Regions from separate parts of the Homo sapiens genome. Here region 1 is linked to region 2. Evidence: read pairs that join two places in POLR2A ChIA-PET (ENCODE). Cell type or tissue: GM12878. All regions are shown on one strand. Links, peaks and the distances in the headings refer to the core of each region. The heading gives the core; the rest is flanking DNA.

Evidence for each region. ChIA-PET counts read pairs that join two places held together with the same protein. Peaks named below come from ENCODE experiments on the same cell type or tissue, not always from the same donor. Only the 100,000 strongest peaks of a DNase experiment are listed, where the experiment ranks them.
Region 1: POLR2A ChIA-PET joins it to region 2 with 9 read pairs; 5 of 35 experiments call an interaction of 5 or more read pairs at or near these places.

The regions. Positions count from the first base shown.
Region 1 is chr12:54,390,774-54,395,154 of GRCh38, reverse strand. The region is part of intron 1 of GPR84-AS1 (GPR84, ZNF385A, ITGA5 and GTSF1 antisense RNA 1); the gene reads right to left. It also overlaps a transcript of ZNF385A not described here. Among named protein-coding and RNA genes, the nearest start is that of ZNF385A, 8.2 kb to the right of the region's middle. RefSeq lists silencers at 3,648-3,857, 3,898-3,957. In GM12878, for the core only: CTCF peaks have their summits at 721 (motif pointing right) and 3,729 (motif pointing left); no DNase peak of the experiment used is centred there; H3K4me3 peaks cover 698 bases.
Region 2 is chr12:54,326,885-54,331,265 of GRCh38, reverse strand. The region is part of intron 1 of COPZ1 (coat protein complex I subunit zeta 1); the gene reads right to left. Among named protein-coding and RNA genes, the nearest start is that of COPZ1, 3.9 kb to the right of the region's middle. RefSeq lists enhancers at 695-1,384, 1,385-2,075. In GM12878, for the core only: no CTCF peak of the experiment used is centred there; no DNase peak of the experiment used is centred there; H3K27ac peaks cover 389 bases.

The DNA of each region.
Region 1 (4,381 bases), core at 233-4,232, 64 kb before region 2:
TATGACCCCCCAGAAACTGTGAAACTAGTTCTAGGCTCCCTTCTTAGGTGAAAGAGGTGATGGAAGGAGAGAAAGCAGGGCTTGACTCCTCTGCCCCTCCCTCATCCCCCATCAGACCTGGTCCCCAACACTCCCAAGGGAGAAGGGAAAGGAACCTCTTCTCTTTGGGTTTGAGGATTAGAGCAGAATGCAAAGGGGGAGGTCCAAGGTGGAGGTGGGGGAGGATGGTTCAGAAAATTTACCAGGCTTCCCTAAATCAGAATAATGAAATGAGTTGAGAGGAAAAAGCCACGGAACTAAATTAGAAGAAAGCCCAGTTAGGTTTTTGTATTGCTTTGTTTTCATTGCTACTGTGTGCTGGTAGGGGGTGTTAGTTTGCATACATTATCACATTTAATTTCTCACAGAGTTCTGTGAGGTTGGTACTATTTATCCCATTTACACAAAGAGAAACTGAGGCCCAGAGAGGTTACATAACTTGTGCAAAGTCACACAGTGAGTGGCAGAACAGAGTGAAACTCAGCCTTATCTGGCTGGGAAAGCCCGAATTCTTAACCAACATGCCACAGGGTTCAGATCTTTGAAGATAAATCTCGCAAAGTGAGGGACCCTCAGGGTTCTCTTTTCTCCTCAAGGCCTGTCCTAACGGGCAGCAAGAGGGAGAGCAATTGCGGTTGTTGGAGACAAAGATGTCCCTGTCAGGATAGACTAAAATTCAGCCACCAGAGGGCAGCATAGCCACAAATTTATGGGAAATTTGGGAAGGTAGGGTATGAGGTCCACCTCACCCTCTTCCCCCATCACCAGGACTATTCTCATTAACTCAGGCTTCTGCCTAGCAGGGCCTGCATCACCTAAAAATATCCCTCCTGGGAGACCAACCCTGGACCACACTCCAGTCTGTGACTTCTTAGAATGCTCTGAGTCAGGAATGTCTTCACAGAACCCACAAATGAAAAGGGGCTGATGGGGTAGAAGAGACAGGATGAGACAAAGAACCCCCTAGCATTTCTAAGAATGGCAGCCGTGGCATAACAAGGCACCAGAAATTCTAGAGGGAGGAAATCCCATACCTGATACATTAAGAGGAGTCCCCTTCTTGGGAGAGAGGTGGGGGTAGAAGCAGCCAAACTCCAGGGGCCAGACCTAAAATGTCTTCCACTGTTGTGAGGAGGAAATAAGGAAGGGAAGTGGGCTGTGAAAATTGGGCTGGTGTCATGGGTGTGTCACTGTGTAGGGCCTGTACTTTTGAGAGAGTGACAAGTTCTTACCCGTGGATGCACAATATAAGGAAGAAATTCCTTGAGCTCAGAAATGCCACAGATGTAATCTAGTATGAGCCTCTCTTTCCCTGAGCTCTAATTCTCAGACTCCTGGTCTAAGTTTCTTCTCCCAAATCTCCCAACCCTCCGAAGGAAGTGTGGCTCCCACCTTGAGACTTGAATAATCCAGACGAATTTAAGTGTAGGGGGGCTAGAAGGCCTGAGCCCTATCCTTGTCTGTGTTGGTGGAGATGAAAAGGAGAAGGAAAGGAGGCCTTAGGAAGTGAACAGAGCAGCTGGGGGTGCAGGGAGGGGGAGGGGGCTCAGGAGAGGCAGCTGGCAGGCGGGAAGCTGATCTGGGGGTCTCAAGTTTCTTGACATCAATTAGAGCAGCCGGCCTGGGCTCATTAGTAGCCCGGGGTGCAGGGCTCATCAATAATGAATTCACCCCACACACCTTCCCCCCACCCCAGCTGCCTGCAAGGTCACCCCGTCCTCTAGCCAGCTGCTTCCCCTTGGTAAGCTTAAGCAACCCCTCTTCTGAGATCTTCCTAACCCAGAGTCCCTGGGGCAGTGTGGCAGGGTGGACAACAGCTGAGCGCAAAGGGGTCTCTAAAACCAATCGACCATGCCTGATGATGGCTCTTGTTTAGTCTCTGAGTCCACCCAGGAGGAGAAAGAATGGGAAGAGGAAAGGAGGTGCAGGGTCTAAGGAGAAGCAAGGGTTTTTCATACTGGAGTTGACCAGCATGGTGGTAGGTCAGACCCAGAGCAGGAGGACCTCCTCTGATGGACCCAGAAACCCCATATCCTCTCCCAAGGCCAATCCCCTGAGATCTCTGCCCCACTGAATCAGAATGAGACTAAGGCATTGGCACTCCCAGCATTCTCTCCCTTGAGCTGGAGTGTCTTGGCAGGTACAGAAACAGGTCTTTTCTTCAAACCAGATTACTGGCGTGAGGGCAAGAGATTGCTGGGACCCAGAAACAGAAACTCAAACTTCCTGCACCTTAATTGACCATCCAGTCCCAATTTCCCTCCAGAACCCAGGAATGTCAGTCTCTTTCCCCTTCCTAAACCATTCCGAAACTTCAGTCCCACCACCCTTTCACCAACTTCTTCCCCTCAGCTTCTACCTCCCTAAACCTCAAACGTTCCAGTTCCCACCCACTTTTCCTCTGATTGGGGTTGGCCTGAAGCTGGCTGTGTGGCATTCTGGGAAATCTGGCTGCCACCCTCCCTCTTGAGACAAGTACAGACAGATCCAGCCTCCATCTCCCCCAGACATCTGCATTCTCCAAGACTCCTACCTTGTACTGGGGTCCCTTAAGAATACCTCTGAGTGGGCTGCGTGCGGTGGCTTACGCCAGTAATCCCAGCACTTTGAGAGAGCGAGGCAGGCGGATCACCTGAGGTCAGGCGTTCGAGACCAGCCTGGCCAACATAGTGAAATCCTGTCTCTACTAAAACTACAAAAATTAGCCAGGCGTGGTGGCGGGCACCTGTAATCCCAGCTACTCGGGAGGCTGAGGCAGGAGAATGCTTGAACCCGGGAGGCAGAGGTTGCAGTGAGCTGAGATCGTGCCACTGCACTCCAGCCTGGCGACAGAGCAAGACTTGGGTCTCAAAAAAGAAGAAAAAAGAAAAAAGAAGAAAAGAATACCTCCAAGTGGCCTGTACTTCCTCTCCCTCCTGACATTCTCCCCTGCTCATACATTTTGTCCTACCCTCCATCTTCCCCTCCACCTCACGAAATGCCCCCCCACCAGTCCTCCTCGACCGAAGCTCGCCTTAGTGGGGAATGCCGCTGATTTAGCCCTGGATAGATGCTCCCTGATGCCACCCCACCCTAATCCAGGTCATCTCTACAAGGTGCCTCAGTTCTGAATTTTCTGTCATCTTCCAGTTGCCCTAATGATCTCGGTTACAAGCTTCTATTTCCATCTCCTCAGGTCCATTGATTGCAATCTCCTCGCTGAGACCTTCCCTAAGGACCCAGGCATTCAGACCCCAGCCAGAACTCAACCTGGGATCCATCTTCAACATCCCATTTCACCTCAGAGGCCCAGCCCCCAGGCATCCTGCTCCAAAGCCAGAACAACAAACTAGGACCCATACAATTTCTGCTGCACTTCCCCTGCCCCCTGCTCAGTCCATTACTCTGGAGGGAACCTAGGTATCCTACCCAACCCAAGGCCCATCGCCTCCCAGAGTACTTAGGCACCCCCGCCCCCCTCCCCCCCCCACTCCCCTGCCCACCCCATATCAGCCCAGCACCAGACTTCCCGCCCTCAGACTCAGCCCTTCCCGGGAACCCAGGCATCCTAGTTTCCAGCTTCGTCCATCACCTCACACCGTCTTCTAGACGTCCTGTTCCCCCAGCCCTGGCCGCAGTGACACCGTAAACCCAGGAGGCCAGCAGGCAGCAAGAAGAAGGGCGGGAGGAAGCGGGAGGGGCCAGGACGCCCCCTCGCGGAGCCCTGAGTGCCCGGGTCCCCTCCTCCCGTCTTCACCTGCTGAGGGCCCCGCCCCCGCTCCGCCTCGGCCGGCCTCTGCTCCTCCCCGGCTCCTCCCCCCGTACCCCCAGCCCGGCCAGAACGGCCCCCGGGACAGAGCGACGCGGAACCCCGGGCGCCTGGGTCCCCAGCATGATCCTCGGTGAGTGGTCTCTGCGACTCCAGGCTCCCGGCTCCTGGGTTCCTCTCTGTGGGTCACCCACCGCCCCCCTCCACCATCTCCCGGCACCGCGGTGACTGCGGCCGCCCGTCAGCGACCGGTTCCCCCTCCCCCTTCATCTGGCTCCACATCTGGGGTCCCCTCTTCCCCTCTTCCCCTCTTTCCCAGGCTGCCGCTGCTCCGGGTAATTTAGGGAGTGGTAAAGCGGGAGGCAGAGCGGAGTGAGACCCCCGCCCCATAATTAGAACATTGCGTATTCATGAGGCTCATGAATATTATATACCAGTCTACGAGAGGCTGGGGGAGGGGGCTGGTCCTGGCCTGGTGGAGTTGGGGGAAAGGTTCTGACCCGTCTCCCGCCCCAGCGTCTTCCCCCACCCTTAGCTTAGATACTCCGACATCCTTCTGGGCCCAGGATAAGGGGGAAAGGAGGAAGTGGGGGG
Region 2 (4,381 bases), core at 209-4,208:
AAGGTTGCGGTGAGCCAAGATCATGCCATTGCACTCTAGCCTGGGCAACAAGAGCAAGACTCTGTCTCAAAAAAAAAAAAAAAAAAAAAAAAGAGTGTGAAAATAAAAAGCCAAATAAAAAAGCAGGCTTCATCTGCAGCATATATAACTTAGATTACACAACAGGAAGGACTTCCTGAAGAGATGGGTGTGGTCAAACACCAGAAGAGGTGACACAGGCTAGGGAATGTAAGGCCAGGAGAGATCCCCCTAATAATCTGATGTAAGGAAACCTATTCTGCCCAAAAACAGGAGGGACAGAATGTGAGAGGGCCCTTGCCAGCACAAGCATCTTACAAGTGCATGGACTCATTCTCTGAATCCATCTTCATCAGCTGTCCCCTGGGCACTCTGCCTTTCCTCTTCCTAATTACTCCAGCACAAGTGGGTACATAGGTACTGATTCTTTATCCCTGCTCCATCTGATTTGCTCCTCTAGTTTCCCTTTCCACAACCTGTTTTCTTGTCAACATCCAGACTCTAATCAAGCCATGTCAATGGAGTAAAGTAAGAAACAGCAGCAAGTATCTAGATAAAAAAGACCCTAAACCTGCCACTAGGCTCCGTCAAATACCTGGATAATTGCACTCATCCTCTGCCTCCCAAGGCAGACCTGGCTTCTCAAGGGTCTGGTTTTCCTCACATGGAGGCCCCCTCCTCCTCTTCTGACCATGTGACAGCTCCCCTAGATCTTTGATATAATTTATACCTTGCCAGGGACCAACTCTTTCCCACCACTGTGAAGAAGAGGGAAAAAATATATATAAATACGTCGGAAATCTATAACAAGGTCTTCTTGGAGGGCAAGACATGGGGAGAGTTAGAAGCAGCGTCAATTGCTCTTTGGGGGTTTTAGTTCAAGCCGAGGTCTGCTTCCAGCAATCAACCATTAAAACAAGCTGGCCAGAGTAACAGCACAGTTTATTCTGATCATTTAATTTGAAGTGTCAATAAATTAAACTTCAATCAATTAAACTAGGTGTGCAATAACCCAGATGGACACCCCGACACCAACATAATCACAATAAAAATTTTTATTGCTGCCAGGGACCTCACCGGGGGCAGTGCTGGCACTGCTCGCGCCCTAGCTGAGAAATATATCTCCACAGCGCAGGAATGAGGAGATTGCTTCTCCTAACAAAATGGAGGGGGCCAGGCACCAGCAAGGACGCAGCTGGGAGAGGGGCACAGGGGACTGCCAGGAACGAGATGGGAGTGCTTTAGGGGCTTAATGTAATTGATACCTTTGCCCAGAGCAGGGGGAGGGGGGCATTTAGGCCAAGTACCTCTACTGTTAGGGCCAAAGGAATTTAACAAAAGCCCCATTAAGATGATTCAGGAAGCAAAGGCCAAGGAGCAACATCAACCTTTAAAGTCATTGACATATTCTGCATAGTTTCCTCCTCCATACATACTCATATCCTTGTGCACTTTGGATGGCCTGATTTTTTAATGAGGCTTAGAATTTAGGATTTGGTTATGGTTTTAAAATATTAAGGTAAGACAAAGTACAGAATTAGAAGTCTAGTCTGTAAAGCACTGGAGAAGCACTCTGAAAGTGAATCCAGAGAGGATTAGGAAAAATAAAACCTATGAACAAAGATTTAAAGATCTAAACCGATACAGAATTCAGTTTTGTTTGTTTTTTAAGACAGAGTTTCACTTTTTGCCCAGGCTGGAGTGCAATGGCCCTCGGCTCACTGCAACCTCCGCCTCCCAGGTTCAAGCGATTCTCCTGCCTCAGTCTCCCGTGTAGCTGGGGATTACAAGCGCATGCCACCACGCCCAGCTAATTTTTGTATTTTTAGCAGAGACGGGTTTCACCATGTTGGTCAGGCTGGTCTTGAACTCCTGACCTCAGGTGATCCACTCACCTCAGGATTACAGGTGTGAGCCACCGAGCCCGGCCCGAGTAATTCAGCTTTAAAGAAAAAAAGTAAAGCAGGAAGGAGGAAGGGGAAATCCTTATCTTTAAGATTCCACAGGTTATTAATGGAGAATGGTGATCTGCAGAGATCCTCTTCATTCACAACTCAAAAAGCGAGAACCAGCAGATACAGCAAGAGAGAAGAAGCCAAGTCCAAAGATGCAGGCTGAGATCACTATTATTAAGCATTGGGAACTAAAAGAGATGAAAGGGTCTCTTTCCTTAGAGCCTAAGGAGACCTGAGAGAGATTAGACAAATCTGCTTGAAAGCTAGAGCTGGATTACTTAATTCAAGAAAGAAATGTGACCATGTGACCCACTGTAAAGTACCTAAAAGAAGGGAACTTACTGTTATTTAGAAATTCCACAATCAATGCAAACTTTGATCAACAGTTCTTCTTGACCCCCTGTAGCTTACCTGTCCCTTTTTCTCGACATCCTGCAGCTATGTATGTACCTTGTAGAGTTAAGGACAGAAGAATATGCTTTGATCAGATTGTCCCTAACCGCATTACATAGGTTTCCCATAACAAAGAACCAGTGTGGTTTTAAAAGCAAAGTCCAGGGTTACCTGATCAAGTTAGCAGGGATCTGTGAATGCAGCCTATTAGGCATAGATTAAAGCAAAAGAATAAGGAAGAAGCAGGCTGAAACAGACTTCACTGAAGAAGCAGAGACAGAGAACTAAGGGAAGAGAAATGTGACAGAGAGACTTTCTTTTTCTTTAACTTTTCTGAGACAGAGCCTTGCTCTGTCACCCAGGCTGGAGTGCAGTGGCGCATCTCGGCTCACCGCGACCTCTGCCTCCCAGGTTCAAGTGATTCTCTTGCCTCAGCTTCCTGAGTAGCTGGGATTACAGGCGTGGCCACGCCCAGCTAAGTTTTGTATTTTTAGCAGAGACCGGGTTTCACCATGTTGGTCAGGCTGGTCTCCAACTCCTGACCTCGTGATCCGCCCACCTCGGCCTCCCAAAGTGCTGGATTTACAGGCGTGAGCCACCGTGCCCGGCCTTTTTTTTTTTTTTGAGATGGAGTCTAACACTGTCGCCTGGGCTGGAGTGCAGTGGCGCGATCTCGGCTCACTGCAACCTCTGCCTCCCTGGCTCAAGTGATTCTCCTGCCTCAGCCTCCTGAGTAGTTGGGACTATAGGCTCGTGCCACCACGCCCAGCTATTTTTTTTTGTATTTTTAGTAGAGACATGGTTTCACCATGTTGGCCAGGCTGGTTTCGAACTCCTGACCTCAAGTGATCCGCCCACCTCAGCCTCCCAAAGTGCTAGGATTACAGGCATGAGCCACTGCACTGCGCCCGACAGAGATACTTTCACATATAACTCCCCCAGCTTACCCACTACACACAGGCCCATTGTTAAAAGGGCTCCCCAATTATTATCTTCCTCATTCCTTTACCTTTAAGCAGGCTCCCTTCTAAACATATATAGGTAAGTCTAAAAACTTCCAAAAAAACCAATTCCCTAGAATCTATCCTAGTCTGCTAATTGGGTTTAGGGGGAGGTTTTTTATTCTTATTTTTTTAGAGACAGGGTCTGGCTTTGTCACCCATGCTGGAGTGCAGTGGCACAATCATAGCTCACTGCAGCCTCAAACTCCCAGGCTCAAGCGATCCTCCTGCCTCAGCCTCTTACAGTGCTGGGATTACAGGCATGAGCCACTGCACTCAACCTCTTGATTAAGAATACTTGCTGCCGGGCACGGTGGCTCACTCCTATAATCCTAGCACTTTGGGAGGCTGAGGCAGGTGGATTGCCTGAGCTCAAGAGTTCAAGACCAGCCTGGGCAACACAGTGAAACCGTCTCTACTAAAATACAAAAAAGTTAGCCAGGTGTGGCAGCACGTGCCTGTAGTCCCAGCTACTCGTGAGGCTGAGGCAGGAGAAATTGCTTCAACCCAGGAGGCAGAGGTTGCAGTGAGGTGAGATCACACCACTGCACTCCAGCCTGGGTGACACAGCGAGACTCTGTTTCCAAAAAAAAAAAAAAAAACTTGCTAACTGGCCGGGGTGCAGTGACTCACACCTGTAATCCCAGCACTTTGGGAGGCCAAGGCAGGCAGATCACTTGAGGTCAGGAGTTCAAGACTAGACCAGCCTGGCAAACATGGAGAAACCCTGTTTCTACTAAAAATACAAAAATTAGCTGGGCATGGTGGCGCGTGCCTGTAACCCCAGCTACTCAGGAAGCTGAGGCATGAGAATTGCTTGATTCTGGGAGGCGGAGGTTGCAGTGAGCCAAGATTGCACCACTGCACCCCAGCCTGGGCAACACAGCCAGACTCTATCTCAAAAAAAAAAAAAAAAAAAAAAAAAAAAAAAAAAAAAGAATACTTGTTAACTGCTTGGTACAGAAAATATTTAAAACTACTCAGATTTTAAGCTTTTTACCTATATTTGACCAA